Regions from separate parts of the Homo sapiens genome. Here region 1 is linked to region 2. A link is a loop called in an ENCODE intact Hi-C map of the cell type or tissue named here. Cell type or tissue: Caco-2. All regions are shown on one strand. Each heading gives the region's core, and the rest is flanking DNA. Links, peaks and the distances in the headings are about the cores only. Region 1 overlaps ANKRD11 (ankyrin repeat domain containing 11). Region 2 overlaps ANKRD11 (ankyrin repeat domain containing 11).

Region 1 (8,880 bases), core at 609-8,608, 73 kb before region 2:
CCTCCCAAAGGGCTGGGATTACAGGCGTGAGCCACCATGCCCGGCCTAAACATTTTCTCACAGGCATTTTTCCCCTGACACATGCGAGAGGTATCTTTGAATTGTATCCTTTATCTTTTAGTGTGAAACTCAGAAAAGTGATGCACGCTTGCACTTACAGTTCAGGTAAAATGTTAAGCATATTCAATGAGATTTACATTCATGCTTGATTTTTCTTTGGCAAAGTCTTTAGATCTGATTCTGCTAAACTTGGGTTCTCACCAGATGACTGGCTTTTAAAAGAAGATGATGTTGAAACTGACTCTTGTAAAAAAGGACATTTAGTAGAAGCTAATGGTACGGTGAAGTTTTAGAGAGTTGAGGAGAAAATCTGTCTTAGAACTTAATCTGTGCCTTTTCCTTAATAGCTTTCTTCTAAGCCCATAAATATATTGGTTCAGGGGGATGAGTGAAGGCAAATGGAGGGTGTGGAAGGGAGACAGAGAACAGCTCTTGGGCGTTGGAGAAGTGCTGGGACTTGTGTCAGTGCTGCCCGTGTTGGTTTTCCAGCGCTGCTGTAACTAACCACCATAACCTTAGATTTATTGTTTTATAGTTCTGTTGATTAGAAGCCTAACATGATCTGCCTGGGCTAAAATCTGGGTAGGTAGGGCTGGTTCCTTCTGGAGGCTCCAGGGGAGAATCTGTGTTCTTGTCTTTTCCGTGTTCCAGAGGCTGCCTGCATTCGGCCTGTAGTGCTTTCCTCAGTCTTCAAAGCCAGCCTCATGGCATCTCTCTGACTCCTGCTGCCCACCCGCTTTTTTGGAGAGTCTCGGCTCTGTTGCCCAGGCTGGAGTGCAGTGGCACAATCAAGGCTCACTGCAGCGTCGACCTCCTGGGCTCAATCAATCCTCCCGCCTCAGCCCCCCAGCAGTGCTGGAATTACAGGCATGGAGCCACTGTGCCTGGCCCTTGTTTCACTTTTGGATCCTTGTGGTTACAAATTGGGCCCACCCGAGCACTGCGAGGTCATCTCCCTCTCTGCTGATTAGTAACCTCAGTTCCCTTTTCCACGTAACCTAAGGCATTCACAGGTTCCAGGGGTGAGCAAGCTGGAGGTTTTTCCAGTAATGTTCCCTTGCTGTCCTCAGATGCCATCCGGGATCCCACATTGCATTTAGTTGTCATGTCTCCTTAATCTCGTCTGCAACCATTTCTCAGCGTTTCCCTGTTTTTCATGACCTTGGCAGTTTTGATGAGGGCAGTCATCTTTTTTTATGTCTTTGTGACTGACCGTTCACACATTGGCATGTTTGTAAAGCACGGTGTGGCTGACGTGTGGCTCACCTGACTGCTTTTCCAAATGGGGTGCAGTGTGCTCTACAGTGGGAGAACAGCTTTGTGTCTTCTTTTAGCTGGAAGGAGCTACATGTTTTATAGAAGGGACTTCTGAAACTAGACAAACTCTGCTTTTTCTGATGTTTCACTGATTTCCTTCACAGATGTTCATTGGCTGCTCACTGGGTGCAGTGCTGTGGCCTCCTGTTCTGAGATCTGGGAGAAAGATGCATTTAGTTGACTAAAGCTTGCATTAAATATTGGTTCTTATGAAAAGAGAGATCATAGATCAGAGGAGGGAAAGGCTCTGTGACCTGGGAGATTTAAGGGAAGAAGTGCTATTTTTTTTTTTTTTAACTGTAAGCTATGTTTCTGTTTTAAAAAAAGAATCAGTAGAATGTCACTGCAGAAATCAGAGTAAGGGCATCTTCGACTTCGGGAAGGCTGGGGACAAAGGCTGGGAAGGCCGCATGTAACGTGAGAATGTCAGCCAGACGTGTCTGAACACGAAAGCCCATCCAAGAAGATGGAAGATGACAGCAGATTAACCTGGAAGCATGACTGGAGTTGGGTTGTGTAGGGTTTGCAATGATAGACCTGAATTTCATTTGCTTACTTGTTTTGAGGCAGAAGATGATGTGTCAGAGTTTGCAGGCGGTGGATGCCTAGATGAAAGCACTGGCTTTGCAACACCATGGTGCCTAAATGGTTCTTTTTTTGAGACAAGGTCTTGCTCTGTCACTCAGGGTGGAGTGCAGTGGCGTGACCATATCTCACTGCATCCTTGAGCTTCTGGGCTCAAGTGAGCCTCCTGCGTCAACGTCATGAGTGGCTAGAACTACAGACGTGCGCTAATTTTTAAAAATTCTTTGTAGAAATGGGGTTTCGCTATGTTTCTTAGGCTGATGTTGAACTCCTGGCCTCAAGTAGTCCTCCTGCCTCAGCCTCCCAAAGTGCTGGGATGACAGGCACAAGACATCACATGCAGCCTTAAGAAGATCCCTACAAGAGAACCTGGAGAAACTTGAAATAGGGAAGGGGACTCGAAAGCACACTGTGTAGGTGAATTGTGAAGACTTCATGGTGTTAACTGGTATTCATTAAAAAGACTTGGAAAAAGAGAAGATGAATTGATTCCCAGTGGAGGGAATGGGGCAAACATTAGTTAGGAGAGTGGCTTTGTGAAACGATAGAGCAAAGGAGACAGAAAAGAAAGCAGGAATGGGGAACGGGGTGGTGGGGCAGAAGCTGGGTGCTGTTTATTTTGTGCCTACTGTGTGTCACTCTCCATTCTCTGCCCTGGGGACATTTGACAGATGTGGACGTCACTGGTGTGATTTGCCCACATTCTGGAGGGAGAAGTGGGCATCTCAGTTGAGGAAAGGAAATGGCTATCTGGGGAATTCTTGAGGGGCACAGCCCAGGACGGAGCCTTGTGTTAGATGGGTACCTGCTGGCTCTGCTCAGCTCGGCAGATGTGTTGCCTAAATGACTTTAATGGCCAAGGCAGACTGGTATTTGCCCTCAGATATTTTGTCAGGACAGTGTAAAATGTGGGCCAAGATAGTGGTTTTGGGTCCAAACAGAAGGGGGTTAGAGATTTTGGAGGTTGAAGCCTGCTGCTAGAAGGAGTATAGAAAGAAGAACGGGGATTCTGTTTGCCCAAATACATGGTTAGGCTCATCTTGGACTTGTTTTTGTTTTATATCTTCTGTTACTTCTATGCACATATTAATAGATACCTAATTAATATTTGGTTGGAAATCTTAAAAGTTAGGATTTTTTTTTTCTTTTTTTTTGAGATGGAGTCTCACTCTGTCGCCCAGGCTGGAGTGCAGTGGTGTGATCTCGGCTCACTGCAACCTCCGCCTCCTGGGTTCACGCGATTCTCCTGCCTCAGCCTCCCGAGTAGCTGGGACTACAGGCACCCACCACCAGGCTCGGCTAATTTTTTTGTATTTTTAATAGAGTCAGGGTTTCGCCATGTTAGCCAGAATGGTCTCAATCTCCTGACCTTGTGATCCACCCGCCTTGGCCTCTCAAAGTGCTGGGATTACAGGCGTCAGCCATCACGCCTGGCCTAAAAGTTAGGATTTTTAAAAAGGCTTGTGGTCTGAGAAGGAAGGCAATAATACTTGGCAGGAAAGACTTAATTTTTTTTTTTTGAGACTGAGTCTTGCTCTGTTGCCCAGGCTGGAGTGCAATGACACGATCTCAGCTCACTGCAACCTCTGCCTCTCGGGTTCAAGCATTTCTCCTGCCTCAGCCTCCCGAGTAGCTGGGATTAGAGGTGTGTGCCATCACGCCCGGCTAGTTTTTTTTTTTTTTTTTTTGAGATGGAGTCTCGCTCTGTCACCCAGGCTGGAGTGCAGTGGCACAATCTCGGCTCACTGCAAGCTCCGACTCCCAGGTTCATGCCATTCTCCTGCCTCAGCCTCCCGAGTGGTTGGGACTACAGGCACCTGCCACCACCCCCGGCTAATTTTTTGTATTTTTAGTGGAGATGGGGTCTCACCGTGTTAGCCAGGATGGTCTCAATCTCCTGAACTCGTGATCCGCCCCCTCGGCCTCCCAAAGTGCTGGGATTACAGGTGTGAGCCACTGCGTCTGGCCTTTTTAAAATTTAATTTAATTTTTTTTGGGGGCGGAGTTTCGCTCTGTTGCCCAGGCTGGAGTGCAGTGGTGTGATCTCAGCTCACTGCAACCTCCGCCTCCTGGGTTCAAATGATTCTCTTGCCTCAGCCTCCAGAATAGCTGGGATTACAGGCATGTGCTACCAAGCCCAGCTAATTTTTTTGTATTTTTAGTAGACATGGGGTTTCTCCGTGTTGGTCAGGCTGGTCTCAAACTCCCGACCTCAGATGATCCGCCTGCCTCGGCCTCCTTAAGTGCTGGGATTGCAGGTGTGAGCCACTGCGCCAGGCCTAGATATTTTTTATATCAGGTCACATGTGTTTTATCTAGGAGGCAAACTTTCCTTGTAATTAGTGTTTTTTTTTTCCTTTTTTTGTTTTTGTTTGAGTGGAGTCTCGCCACTGCGTCTGGCCGTCATTAATGTTTTTCTAGTGATGTTGCACTCTCTTGACGTCAGTTAACTGTCACCTGAATCTTCAGGGACTGGGTTGGGTTGTGGGGTAGGTGGTGGCGTGACTTGCTGTTGATGGGACTGCTGTCCACAGGAACAGGAGGACCCACTAGTTACACAGCTGCCAAAGGTGTGGGTCTTGAGGCCCGAAGGTTGAGGTTGCAGTGAGCTGAGATCATGCCACTGGTCTCTAGCCCCGGTGACAGAGTGAGAACATCTCAAAAAAGAAAAGAAAAAGTGTTGGGTCATTATTTACACACCCAACAAGTGAAAGGTCTGGAGGGCCCAAGTGAGGACAGCTCAGTTCAGGCATGTTTAACCTCCAGATTACCTCATCCTTGAGAAATTTAGGAATAATCCCAGTGTCAGTCTTTGGAGGTGTGGTTCTTTGATGTTAGTCATGGGAATAAGGAATTTGCATTAAGCCTCAAGAATTGTGGAAAGTCCTAATGAGAAATGTCACGGGCAGAAACTGCCACCCGCTTTAGTGGTGCAGGTGATGGCTGTGCCGGAGAGCTGCGCGTAGCCGGCTGCTGGAGGAGAGGACGTGGCCTGTACAGGCAGCTTCGCTCTGGGGGGTGACTGTTGGAGGGCAGCGGGGACGAAAGGGACACATTTGTATGATGCTCAGTTGTCAGCAGGATGTCCAGGTTGCTTTTTTGGAGGGCAGTGGGTCCTTGAGACCTTGAGACCCATTCTCTTTGGAAAGTAATGAGTTACCGGGTGGGGGCTGTAGGAGGATGTTCAGTTGTGGTGTGGAGGCGTCGGGTTGCTTAACCTCAGAGGGATCTTTTTTCCTATGAGTTGTGTAGAAGAGGATGTCTTCCATAGATTTGAAGGACGTTAAAAAAAAAACCAACCCCAATGTGGCTTTCCTTCTTTCTCACTAGGGTGATAGTCCGACGTGCATGTCTGTTTCCTGGACCCTGGATGTGAAAATGGGGTTCTTGAAGGCACTGGGAGTGTTTCTCTGCTGGCCCCAGAGGCCTGTGTGTGCTGCTGGCGAGGCAGCTGGGCCACTGTCACTGTGCCCTGACAACAACGTTGGGAACTGTTCCTGAAAGTGTTAAACAAAATTTCAGTTTATTAAGCGCTCCTCTCATTAAGCCATTGTTTTATTTTTCTTTTTTGATTTTTTGGGCTTCTTTTGAAGCCATAATAAATTGGAATAGAAAGAATACATACCAAGAAACAAATATTAGGTCTGATTTTTTAATTTTTTGTTATTATTTTTGAGATGGAGTCTTGCTCTGTCCCCAGACTGGAGTGCAGTGGCGTGATCTTGGCTCACTGAAACCTTCGCCTCCTGCGTTCAAGCAGTTCTCCTGCATTCAAGCAGTTCTCCTGCCTGCCACCACACCTGGCTGATTTTTGAATTTTTAGTAGAGTTGGGGTTTCACCATGTTGGCCAGGCTGGTCTTGAACTCCTGACCTCAGGTGATGTACCTGCTCAGCCTCCCAAAGTGCTGGGATTACAGGCATGAGCCACCGCGCCCGGCCTCTCCAATATTTTTATTATTAAAATGCTAAATACTGCCGGGCCCAGTGGCTCACACCTGTAATCCCAGCACTTTGGGAGGCTGAAGCGGGTGGATCACCTGAGGTCAGGAGTTCGCGACCAGCCTGGGCCACATGGTGAAACCCTGTCTCTTCTAAAAATACAAAAAATTAGCTGGGCGTGGTGGCAGGCGCCTGTAATCTCAGCTACTCGGGAGGGTGAGGCAGGAGAATCGGTTGAACCCAGGAGGTGGAGGTTGCAGTGAGCCAGAATCGCACCACTGCACTCCAGCCTGGGTGACAGAGTGAGACGCCATCTCAGAGAGAAAAAAAAGAAATTACGCGTGGTGGCCCATGCCTGTCATCCCAGCTACTGAGGAGGCTGAGGCAGGAGAATCGCTTGAACATGGGAGGTGGAGGTTGCAGTGAGCCGAGATGGCGCCACTGCACTCCAGCTTGGGCACCAGAGTGAGACTCTGTCTCCAAAAAAAAAAAAAAAGGGGAAATGACTTAAAGGTGATGGCTTTTATACTTCTATTGTGCCTGTTTTCTGAGATATAAATTTAACTAGCTAATTCTCTCGTGTTTTAAATAGTAGACAAAGAAAGACAAGACCAAAGGAGAACCTTTTTCTCTGTTTCTTACTCCGTCTGCTTTTATTAATAGATGCTCACGGTGTGGTCTTCCACTCACTTCCCCTTTCATCTCTGAGCTTAACGAGCTCCTCGTATTATAGATTGTTACCATATCATGTGTTCCAGTCTGTGCCCGTGTATAAACGTGTGTTGTGTGTTACGCGATACTGTGAGATGAGTCTGCCCAGAGGGACTCTGAAGTCAGGACTGTGTCTTTTCCACACCTCTCCACCCCAGCTCTCATCATGCCTCTGAGAGAACCAGATTCAGAGTGTGGTGAGGGGAGGATGAAGTGGTTTGGGGTGGGCCTTGGGCCCCCATCTCTTTGCTGGAAGTGTAGTATACCTCTAGGATATGTGTCCAAACTGTTGGCTGTGAGACCAAGGAGGAGAAGTCTTTTTTGGCAGGCTAGTGCCTGCGGCTTGAGGTCTCAGTGTCTGTAACTGCCAGGCTGCAGAGCCCCACCTGGCTGAGTCAGGAGTGTGTTGTAACCTGCCCACCTGCCCAGGCTGGTTAGAAGCAAGCGTAGGCGTTGGGTCTGCCTGTCCTGGTCCAGGCACCTCTCCTGGTTTGGCCAGGTTTTGGTTTGTATTTATTCCTGATGTTGATGTGTAAATGATATCGTTACAAAGCAGGTAGTTTGCTTTGCTATTCTACGAATAACCCAAGAACCTGAGGATAATAGGACACGTTAACAGTCTGCTAGTTGAGAGTTCTGTTTCTGTGACTTCAGGGGACATATGACCATCCCGATTGTGGTGGGTTATTAAGGCTGTGACAAGTCACAGGTGGCTTTAGGGATGTCAAAGATAGGCAAAGATAGGTTCATTTGAATTTGATTTCATCTTTTGAGAATGGGTTGGTATACCTGAAATTGGCTTTGTAGTTTTGGTATTTTGATGTGAGAAGGCATTGGCTGAATTTTTTTTGTTCTCATAATTTGCATATTTTCTGTGTTTTCTCCATTGTTTGGCTCAGTTGTTTTCTTTTTCTTTTTTTTTTTTTTTGAGACACAGTCTCGCTCTATCACTCAGGCTGGAGTGCAGTGGCGTGATCTTGGCTCCCTGCAACCTCCACCTCCCGGTTTCAAGCACTTCATCTGCCTCAGCCTCCCAAGTAGCTGGGACTACAGGTGCCCACCACCACGCCTGGTTAATTTTTAAATTTTTTTAGTAGAGACAGGGTTTCACCATGTTGGCCAGGCTGGTCTTGAACTCCTCACCTCAATTGATCCACCCACCTTGGCTTCCCAAAATGCTGGGATTCCAGGTGTGAGCCCCCGCACCTGGCCGGGGTCAGTTGTTTTCGTGTTCCTTATCCCTCTTTAAACTTGGGAGAGCATTTTGTGTTTCGTGGAGATATCACAGCATAGAACAGAATTTTGATTGTAATTGTTTGTTGTTGACTTGCTGTAGTACTGTTTTCAGACTTCCAGTGTGAACGATAAAAGATTATCTTAAAATTTTAGGAAAAATTATCTTTTGTGTGGGTAGTGAATAAATAATTAGCATTAATGTTACCGATGTCTTCTACCTAGTTCTTTATCAAAATTCTTTTCCTGACTGCAATATTTCATTTTAATAGAGAATAATTTTCATGTGAAACTGCTTGCTTTATATTTTCTTTCTGGTTGCTATAGAAACAGTGCAGCGTGGTGGGTTACGGGGCTTTCATGAGGGAGCTCTCTGGGAGGCAGCAGTCACCTGGTGATGAGGGAGGGGAATGGAATTGTCTTCTTTCACATCCCAGCTTGGCCACGGAGCCTCAGGAGCTGCATCATCAGAATGATTGGATTTTCTTGTCCCTCCAGCTTAAATGCTGTGGGCTTTGTTCTCCAGTGGAGTGGTCATTGCCTTTTTTCCTACCTGTGAGTTAGTCCATCTCTCCAACCCACTGACGACCCAAGAGCTCCCCAGCCTTTCTCTGCCCGTCACAGTCAAGAGGGTCTGTTGGAAAATTACTGACTGAACAACAGATGCCAGAGATTGCCCTGAATTGTGGAAGTCCCGGCTGCCACCCCCTTACTTGAGGTCCTCATCTCACTGCACCAGCAGGGGTGAGGAGAGGGCAGGGGTGGCCCTGCACAAAGCTGGGGAAGAAAGGAGGCAGCTCCCGGCCAGGCAGGGCCCAGCTTTCCTTCTAGATCATCAGCACAAATTTGCGTTTGAAGATTTAACTTACATTTTATTTTTTTATTTGGATGATACATGTGTAAGTTTTGGGATGTTATGCAGTGTTCTGAGGATTGACGTTGGTGGCATATGTAACCTTGAAGGCAGCATTTTGTTAATTATAAAAAACTTGGAATATAGTGATTGAGTATGAAATAATTGAAGCTGTGAGTTC
Region 2 (8,880 bases), core at 387-8,386:
GAACCAGAGCAGTAAGCAGAGGGCAGAGGGTGGCCTTTGTAGCCCGGGGGCAGGTGTTTCCCTTCCGTGGCTCTGCGTGGTTCCTGACAGCCTCAGCTCTGCAGGGTGTCTTAGTCTGGTCTGAGGGCTAAGACCATCACTCCCAACACCAGTGTCCATGAGTCTTTTTCTGTTTATTATCTCCATTTCCTTGGTACAGTCAGCCTTTGTTTAAAATTTATTCTTGCTTGTTTTTTGTTAGTGGGAAAAGTTTCTAAATATCAAATCCTGGTGGCTTACTAACTACAGCTTTTGGGGATGGGCTTGGTGATGATGTTATGAGGCTTTAGGTGACACTCAAAGGGCCGTACCCACCGGGTTGGCATCTGTGAGGTGCCTGCTCCGTGTGAAATTCTGCCCTGTAGCTGAACAGCAAACTGTGTTTTAAATTTAGATTGAGGCTGGACGCGGTGGCTCACGCCTGTAATCCCAGCACTTTGGGAGGCCGAGGCGGGCGGATCACGAGGTCAGGAGATCGAGACCATCCTGGCTCACACCGTGAAAACCCGTCTCTACTAAAAATACAAAAAATTAGCCGGGCGTGGTGGCGGGCGCCTGTAGTCCCAGCTACTCAGGAGGCTGAGGCAGGAGAATGGCGTGAACCCGGGAGGCGGAGCTTGCAGTGAGTTGAGATTGTGCCACTACACTCCAGCCTGGGCGACAGAGCGAGACTCCCATCTCAAAAAATAAATAAATAAATAAATAAATTTAGATTGAAATTGAGAAGTGAGCAGAAAGATGCCAGTTTAGATGTGATCAGATTTTGTTAAAGAAATCCTATAAAATGCCAGGATATTTTGGCCTAGTAATACTGTATTCTAAACTTCAGTGTTGTAATGGAAACTTTTAGTAACACGACAACCAGTTTTCGTGTGTGTGTGTGTTTTGGTACAACAGGATCTTGCTATGTTGCTCAGACTGGCCTGGAACTCCTGGCCTTAAGCAGTCCTTCCTCCTCTGCCTCCCAACGCTGTGTGATTACAGGCGTGAGTCGCAGCACCCAGCCTTTCCTGCTCTTGTGAAAAGCTAGCTGTCTTGCTCATCTCCCTCACACCTGTATGTTTTTATGCTGTGGGCAGGGCCGTGACGTGCACAAGACGACCCACAGGAAACCCTGGCTGCAACCCACGGAGGAAGAATGGCCTGAGGATGGGGACCGCCTTCCCACCCCACCCCTGTTGATAGGTGGATCTTGAACAGAGTTGTGTTGGTGGCTAGGAGTGCTAGAACCTGTGGGGGTTTGAGCTTTCTTGTAGCCTAGTGATTTATTCTAACACCAGGACTTGGTCTGAGTCCTGTGGAGGCGGGTGGAATTGCTGAGGGAAGCTGTCATCAGGTGTGTGAGCTCATCTCATTTCCTCAGACCGTCGGCTTCACCTAAAAAATCTGTTTTCTGCTCTTTGAGGGGCCTGATACCTGGCCCCAGGGCTCACTGGCCTGGGCCCCCAGCTTCCCTTGGCTGCTCTGGCCTTTTGTGCAGGTGGCTTTTCTGAATTCTCTGCTGTGGCTGTGGCTCTTTTTGGTTTTGCTCCCAGAGGCAGGGTTGGGGCCGCCTTTTCTGTATTCCTCCTACTTTTAGAAACCGCACTCCACAGCGGCCTGTTCACTTGTATTTCCCAGTAACTCCTAAGGTCTGTGAGAGGCACATGCTCTGCTAGATATCTTCACTTATGTTCTCTTTTTTTCCTACAAAATCCCAGAAAATTGCATTTTCCTTATTTTTATTACAAGAGGAATGTAGGCCTCAAAAGATGTTTAGGAAGTAGGGTTTGAATTCAGGATTCCACGGCTGATCAGTGAAGTGAGTGAGTGAGTCCCGGGGACTCTGAGGCCAGAGGTGGTTGTATTAGCGCTGGACTCTAGGGAGGGTGGCAGGGGGTGCGAGGAGGGGCTGCTGTAGCTGTGGGCACGGCTGGGACGTCTTTCATGCTCTTCCTGAGGGTCTGAGTGTGTGTGGGGCAGTGCTCACGCTCGTCAGCCTGGGCACTGGCTGTTACACTCCTGCCAGATGCAGCTGGCCTGCGGTGTGCCAGAGCAGGGTGAGGGAATCTGGGTCGGCCACTTGCCACCACGCTCAGGGTCAGGGTGAGGCCGTTTCTAACGGCCTGTGTACCTGCCATCCTCTTCCTCCTCTGCCCAGGCAACTGGGTGCTGATGCTGGCCTTTCTGTGCATCAAACCTGGTGGTTTTGCCAGCTTCACGCCTCTTTGTCCTGGTCACCATGTCTGTGGTAGCCCAAGGCTAAAGTGAATGTGGAAGGGCTGCCACTTCTCTAGGGTGGAGAACTGGGCTTCTGAGGGAACAGCGCTGGTGTGAGCTCTCTCAGGGAGTTTCTTGGCCGAGTATCTGTATGCATCCAGTGCTTGCCACATAGTGCAGCCTTCTGGGGCCATGCGCAAGTCCTTCGAGCTGTCTTGGCCTCTCTTTGCCTGGCCAGTGGTCACACATGTGCAGTGGCTTCCTGTTTGAGTCTGGGACCAGCTTGAGGGCAGGGGCACTACCACTGCATGGCAGCTGTAGCTGGGGAGTGACCACAGTGATTTTCCACACTTCGCTATAGATGTGTTTGTTCTTTACTTAAAAACTTATCAGTTTGGCTTTTTGAAGTTAATGGAAGACTGAGTTTTACTATGTGGACAAAGGAGTTAATATTTCTTCTTCTTCTTTTTTTTTTTTTTTTTTTTTGGAGGGAGACAGGATCTGACTCTCACTCAGGTGGGAGTGCAGTGGCCGGATCACGGCTCATTGCAGCCTCTGCCTCCTGGGCTCAAGCGATCCTCCTGCTTCAGCCTCTCAAGTAGCTGGGACTGCAGGGGCACACCACAATGCCTGGCTAATTCTGTGTGTGTCTATGTGTGTGTGTGTGTGTATGTGTGTTTGATAGAGACGGCGTCTCGCCGTGTTACTCAGGCTGGTCTTGAACTCCTGAACTCAAGCAATCCACCTGCCTCGGCCTCCCAAAGTGCTTGGATTGCAGGTGTGAGCCATGTTGCGCGGCCCAGAAGGAGTTTGTTTCTTAGGTGTGTGCGGCTGTCGTGCAACAGCCCTGACGAGGCGAACGTGGTTCCTTTTTGGCTTGGGGCAGGGGCCCTGCTGGCAGGAAATGCTGGGAAGGGCCTGGGGAGGCAGCCCAGTGTTGCTGGGGCTTCCTGCTTTTATCTCGTTGTCTCTTTCTTTAAACCTCTGGCCATATCATCTATTCATCTTTTCCTTTTAATTTTTTTTTCTTTTTCCCCCCGTGTTCCTTATATAAAAATATGAGTCTTTTTCTGTCAGTCCTTTGCTGATGTTCCTCGTGTGCCTTCTTAGGTCATTCTTTTCTGTCTGCGTGTTCTTTTTTTTTTATCTTTTTGAGACGGGGTTTCGCTCTTGTTGCCCAGGCTGGAGTGCAGTGGCACGTCTCAACTCACCGCCTCCTCCGCCTCCCGAGTACCTGGGCTTCACCAGCCTCAGCCTCCCGAGTACCTGGGGTTACAGATGCCTGCCACCATGTCCGGCTAATTTTTTGTGTTTTTAGTAGAGACAGGGTTTCACCATATTGTCCAGGCTGGTCTCAAACTCCTGACCTCAAGTGATCTGCTCCCCCTTCCCCTGGCCTCCCAAAGTGCTGGGATTATGGGCGTGAGCCACCACGTCCGGCCTGATGTTCTTAATGTTGCTGATTTGTCTCCTGTTCCCTTTTCCTTTTCCCCTTCCATATTCCACAGCTGTCCTTTCTGCTGCCTCCCGGAGGGCACCCTGTCCTGGACACAAGGCTTTGTCCTGTGCTGTGGGTCATGCTTGGTGGGATCGCTTATCAGCGTGAAGGAGGCACTGAGGTCCATCTTCTTCAGAAGTCTGTCCTTCCTTCCTCCAGGCAGATGCCGGCATCACAGTCCTGGTTAACTAAAACCCTGTGTCTGATGTCCTGCCCTGGGCCTTCCTTGTCTCTTTTCTGTCCCCACCCAGACCATAAGCACTGGGGAAGCACATCTGTCTTCCTCGCTGCAGCCTCTGGTGCCTGTGTGTCTGCGTGCTGACACCGGGCATGGCCAACGAACATGTTGTCTTGTCACGGTGCACGGTGGCTCCTTTGCCCGTGCGGCCTTCTCAGCAGCTGCTGCTTCTCCTCTAGGACTGACCGCAAGTCTCAGAGCGCGCCGGCTGGTGTTTTGTCGCCCTCAGGAGTGTGGCCGAGGCCCAGGTGTGGGTTTCCCGTGCCCGCCGTGACCTGGCAGTGAGGGTCTGTGCTTCTGTCAGTGCCGTTGGCCTGAGACATGTCTGTCCTGGAGACCAGCACGTGTGGGTGCCGACTCTCAGAGAGCCCCTTGCTCACAGCACCAAACCCCTTGCTGTGTTTTTATTATTAAGAAATAGAAAACAAAGGGCATAACCAGACTTAGGACTTTGGTGATTTTCTGGCTGAAGGTTTTTTTTTTTTTTTTTTTTGAGATGGAATCTCCCTTTGTCACCCAGGCTGGAGTGCAGTTATGCGATCTTGGTTCACTGCAGCCTCTGCCTTCGGGGTTCAGGTGATTCTCCCACCTCAGCCTCCTGAGTAGCCGAGATTGCAGGTGTGTGCCACCACGCCCGGTAAGTTTTTGTCTTTTTAGTAGAGACGGGGCTTTACCATGTTGGCCAGACTGCTCTCGAACTCCTGTCCTCAGGTGATCTGCCGGCGTTGGCTCCCAAAGTGCTGGGATTATTCTTGCTGGAGCTAAGTTGGGATTGACTGCAGTGCATCCTTTGTGAGGAGCGCTGGGGGAAGGTGTGAGGAATTTGACCCCTAAGCCCCAGGGTCTGGCTGGAAGGAGGAGCTTCGTGGACAGGCCTTGAGGACGCTTTGGTGCATTTCCTGAATTGTCCCTGTGAGAACATGCCTTATCTGCAGCAGTCAGGAAGGCTGATAGGAAAGTTACCTAGAAAGCCGGGCATGGCGGCTCAGGCCTGTAATCCCAGCACTTTGGGAGGCTGAGGCGGGAGGATTGCTGCAACCCAGGAGTTCGAGACCAGCCCGGACAACATAGTGAGAACCCTGTCTCTACCAAAAAAAAAAAAAAAAAAAAATGAGCCAGGTGTGGTGGCACGTGCCTGTAGTCACAGCTAGTTGGGGAAGCCGAGGTGGGAGGATCGCCTGAGCCCAGGAGGTCGAGGCTACGGTGAGCTCATATCACACCACTGCACTCTAGCCTGCGTGACAGAGCCAGAACTTGTCTCAAAAACAGTTACCTATGTGACTAGAGGAGCTGTTTTGCAAATGTGCCCTACAGAATACAGTCATGCCCCACGTAACGGCATTTTGTTCCACAACAGACCGCATATGTGGTACCTCCTTCCACAAGATTTTTTATTTATTTATTTTTTTGAGATGGAGTCTTGCTCTGTCGCCCAGGCTGGAGTGCAATGGCGTGATCTCCACTCACCGCAACCTCGCCTCCACCGTGACACCAGGTTAACTGGTGTGGGCAGTTGTCCTGTGAGAGCGTGTGACGGGGCGTCGGGCTGTGTTGTGGGCCATGGCTCTGGTGGGATGGGAGAGGAGAAGTTTTTAGATGTTTCTTTTTGGAAGTCTGATTTCAGTTTTATTTAAAACAACAAACTACATTTATGGTGGTCTGTGGACACGATGTTTGTCCACGAGTTCACTTTACTGTAAAGGAAAGAACATCAACCAAGCAAGAGTCAATAGTGTGATTTACAGTGGTTCTTTTATTGTGTAGTACATTCAGCGTCAAGGTGGCATTTGGATCCATGATGCCTTCATCCTCAGAATGACCTTGCGAGGTAGGCGTGGCTGAGCACATGGCCAGCTGGGCCTGTCCCTGCCTGTTCTCCAGGCTTCACCTCTGTGTGCTTGTAGGAAGGTTGAACATGCCACTTTGTGGCATCCAGAGTTTCTCGCCCTCAGGATCCATAGTAGTGACTGCGTCTGTCTTCTCCTGACCTAGGCATTAGCCTGATAGAGTGCTGGTAACTTTGCGAGTCAACAGTGTTTTCAAAAGCAGCTTTTCCTTCTCTTCTCTTTACCCCATACCCTTCAAACTGTTGGCTCATTTTCTGGAGGACACCAGAATAACAAAATAATATTTTGTGGCTATTAATCCTTTAAAAGCAGAGGAAAATTTTTCCTAGCAGGAGACATAATAGGGTTGTACCTTTTCAGTGTTTTCAGTGAAGGCAATTTTTTTCATGCCCTTTGATTACAAAAATGTATTCCTTCCTGCACTTCCATTTTCCTTAGTTACACAGATGTTGATGTTCTCAGAGTCTTTGCTGGTGATTTAGTGCCTTGGTGAGGGTGGATAGGAGACTAGAACAGGGTTCTACAGTCGGCCAAACTGGGCTTCCCCTCTCAACCCCATGCTGCCTGAGGCTGGTGGGTCGAGCCACCTGTGGGCTGTGTCCATGACTGTCTGTTGGTGCTGAGAGGACTCCTGATTCTTCACAATCATGTGCCGGGCTAGCAGCTTATGTGATGCAGCGTTTGCTCTGAGAGTTTCCTGTAGTTTGGAATTTTAGTTATAAGTTTGCCATAGTTCTGAGTCTCTTGCATTCTTTCACCCTATTTTAGTTTTATAATCTTGCTCCTTTCTGTGCCCTATAATATAAAGATGTGTTGTTGTTTTGCTTTTTTAAGAGACAAGTCTTGCTTTGTTGACCAGGCTGGAGTGCAGTCATGGCTTACTGCAGCCTCAACTCTTGGACTGAAATGATGCCCCTTCCTCAGCCTTCCGAGTAGCTGGGACTCCAGACGCATGTCACCACACCCGCCTAATTTTTTTATTTTTACTTTTTTAGAGGTGGGCTTGCTCTGTTGCCCAGATTGGCCTCAAACTTATGGCCTCAAGTCATCTTCCTGCCTCAGCCTCTTGAGTAGCTGTGATTAAAGGCACGTGCTGTCGTGCTCACCTAAAGAAGTGTTTTGAAATCCCTTCCCGGGGAGGCAGCAGGGCTTTTATGTAAGTGGTCTCTGGTCTTTGTCTGTTTGGTGGTGTACTTTTTTTTTTTAAGCTACTGTCATTGCCCAGTCGTAGTTGAGCGTGTGTCCAGTTGCTTTATGTGTGGGCTTCCTGGGGGTGCCCTCCCAGAGCGCGGGGCCTCGCTTACTGAGAAACTTCCTCGGGACTTGGGTTCCCCGCTCTGCCCTCACCTGCGTGTGCTCTGCTGCTTCCTATCCTCAGACAGATGAGCTCCTCCATGTTCTTCCACGCGGTGCTGGGGCCAGTCAGGAGGGGCCGGTCAGGAGGGGGGAGCAGGCCACACAGGATTGCTCACAACATGTGCGTGGCTGGTGTGAGTGAGTGCGCATCAGATACTTCCTGTCAGTGCCCGTAAAGCAGAAGAGAGGGAGCGGATCAGGCCCTAGGGAGTGCGGGGTCCACCTGCCAACAGGAAGTTTCTCTGTAGTGTTTTACCTGAAAGCACGAGGGCACGTCACGCTGAGAGGTTGATGATGTGTCCACGTGCAGTGATGACAGCAGCGTTCCAGGCCACCCGCCACCACGCAGTTGAGCGAGGCAGTGCCCATGTGGAGCCTGGTGTTTGATGGTGGGGCTGAGGTGACTGGCCTTGCTCTAGAGCTGGAGCCCAGGCGGAAAAGAGGTCTCCACTGGCAGGCTAGGTTGCCTGCTTTGTTGGGAGTGGCGCAGTGCTGGCCCTGATGGGGCTCCTTCCCCCGGGAGAGCCTGGAGGGTCTGCAGGCCCCACCCCGCCCACCTCCTCCCGCAGTGCCGCCCCCCCAACCTCATTCCGCAGAACCCCCACCTCACCTCATCCCACAGAGCTGTCCCCTCACCTCACCCTGCAGATACCCCCTATCTCACCCCACAGAGCCCCTGCCCCCTCTCCTAACCTCGCAGAGCCACCTCACCTCCTCCCGCAGAACCACCCCCTTCACCTCACCCTGCAGTGCTGCCCCCCCCACCCACAGCTCACTCAAGGCTTGAACTCCCAGGCTCAACCAATCCTCCCACCTCAGCCTCCCGAGTAGCTGGGACTCTGCTGGTGTGCGGCACCATACGCAGCAATTTTTAAATGTTTTTCTAGAGGCGGGGTCTCCCTGTCATTCCCAGGATGCTCTTGAACTCTTGGAGTCAACCGATCTTCCCGCCTCGGCTTCCTCATGTGTTAGGTACAGGCTGAGCTACTACCTAAATTTAAATTGATGTGCCTACCGATTTAAATAAGCGCTCAATCCCAGATACCTTATTGTGGCTGGCTAAGGTTAGGAGTTCATGTGAACTGTACATTAGTATCGCTGAGACAAGCCTCGTTCTTTCTACAAAGAACTGGCGTACGTCACGTGTAGGCACCCAGATATAATTGGTTCCACATTTCGCCTGCCTTTGTTGGAAGGGCTGTGCTTTCATGCAGTGAACTGTAGGTCGTCCTCCTTACTCTAAAAGTTACACAGATTCAGTGCCTTATGGAAAAGTCAGGATTTCCATTAAAGAGGTCCATGGACAGAGAGTGAAACTTGGTGTGGGGGTCTTTCGGGGCTGCCGTGATAAATCACCACAGACCAGGAGCTTTCACAGCAAGGATCTGTTCTCCCACGGCTCTGAGACCAAGCTGTCTGCAGGGCCGGTTCCTTCTGCGGTGCTGGAGGGGTGGGGGCGGGCATCTGCTCCAGGCCTCTCTCCAGGTTCTGGGGGATGGGGGAGTCTCTGGTGTGCCCGGCGGGTTCTGGGGGATGGGGGAGTCTCTGGTGCGCCCGGGCTTGTAGACGCATCACCACGATCTCCGCCTCCCTCTTCACCCAGCGTTCTCCCTGCGTGCACAGCTCAGTGTCCACGTCTGCCCTTTGTAGAAGGAAGCTAGTTCTGTGGGGTGAGGGCCCACCCTAGCGATCTCACCTGGATC

The links. A loop is a pair of places that touch in the nucleus more often than their neighbours do. Peaks named below come from ENCODE experiments on the same cell type or tissue, not always from the same donor. Only the 100,000 strongest peaks of a DNase experiment are listed, where the experiment ranks them.
Region 1: it touches region 2 in a loop (1.9-fold over the local background); 26 of 110 quality-filtered maps call a loop at or near these places.

What each region holds. Positions count from the first base shown.
Region 1 is chr16:89,474,713-89,483,592 of GRCh38, reverse strand. All of the region lies in intron 1 of ANKRD11 (ankyrin repeat domain containing 11), which reads left to right. Among named protein-coding and RNA genes, the nearest start is that of ANKRD11, 11 kb to the left of the region's middle. In Caco-2, for the core only: no CTCF peak of the experiment used is centred there; a DNase peak (open chromatin) is centred at 4,692.
Region 2 is chr16:89,401,697-89,410,576 of GRCh38, reverse strand. All of the region lies in intron 2 of ANKRD11 (ankyrin repeat domain containing 11), which reads left to right. All of the region lies in intron 1 of LOC128462377, which reads left to right. Among named protein-coding and RNA genes, the nearest start is that of ANKRD11, 84 kb to the left of the region's middle. RefSeq lists enhancers at 5,489-5,538, 8,188-8,688, 8,689-8,880. In Caco-2, for the core only: no CTCF peak of the experiment used is centred there; DNase peaks (open chromatin) are centred at 2,501 and 4,836.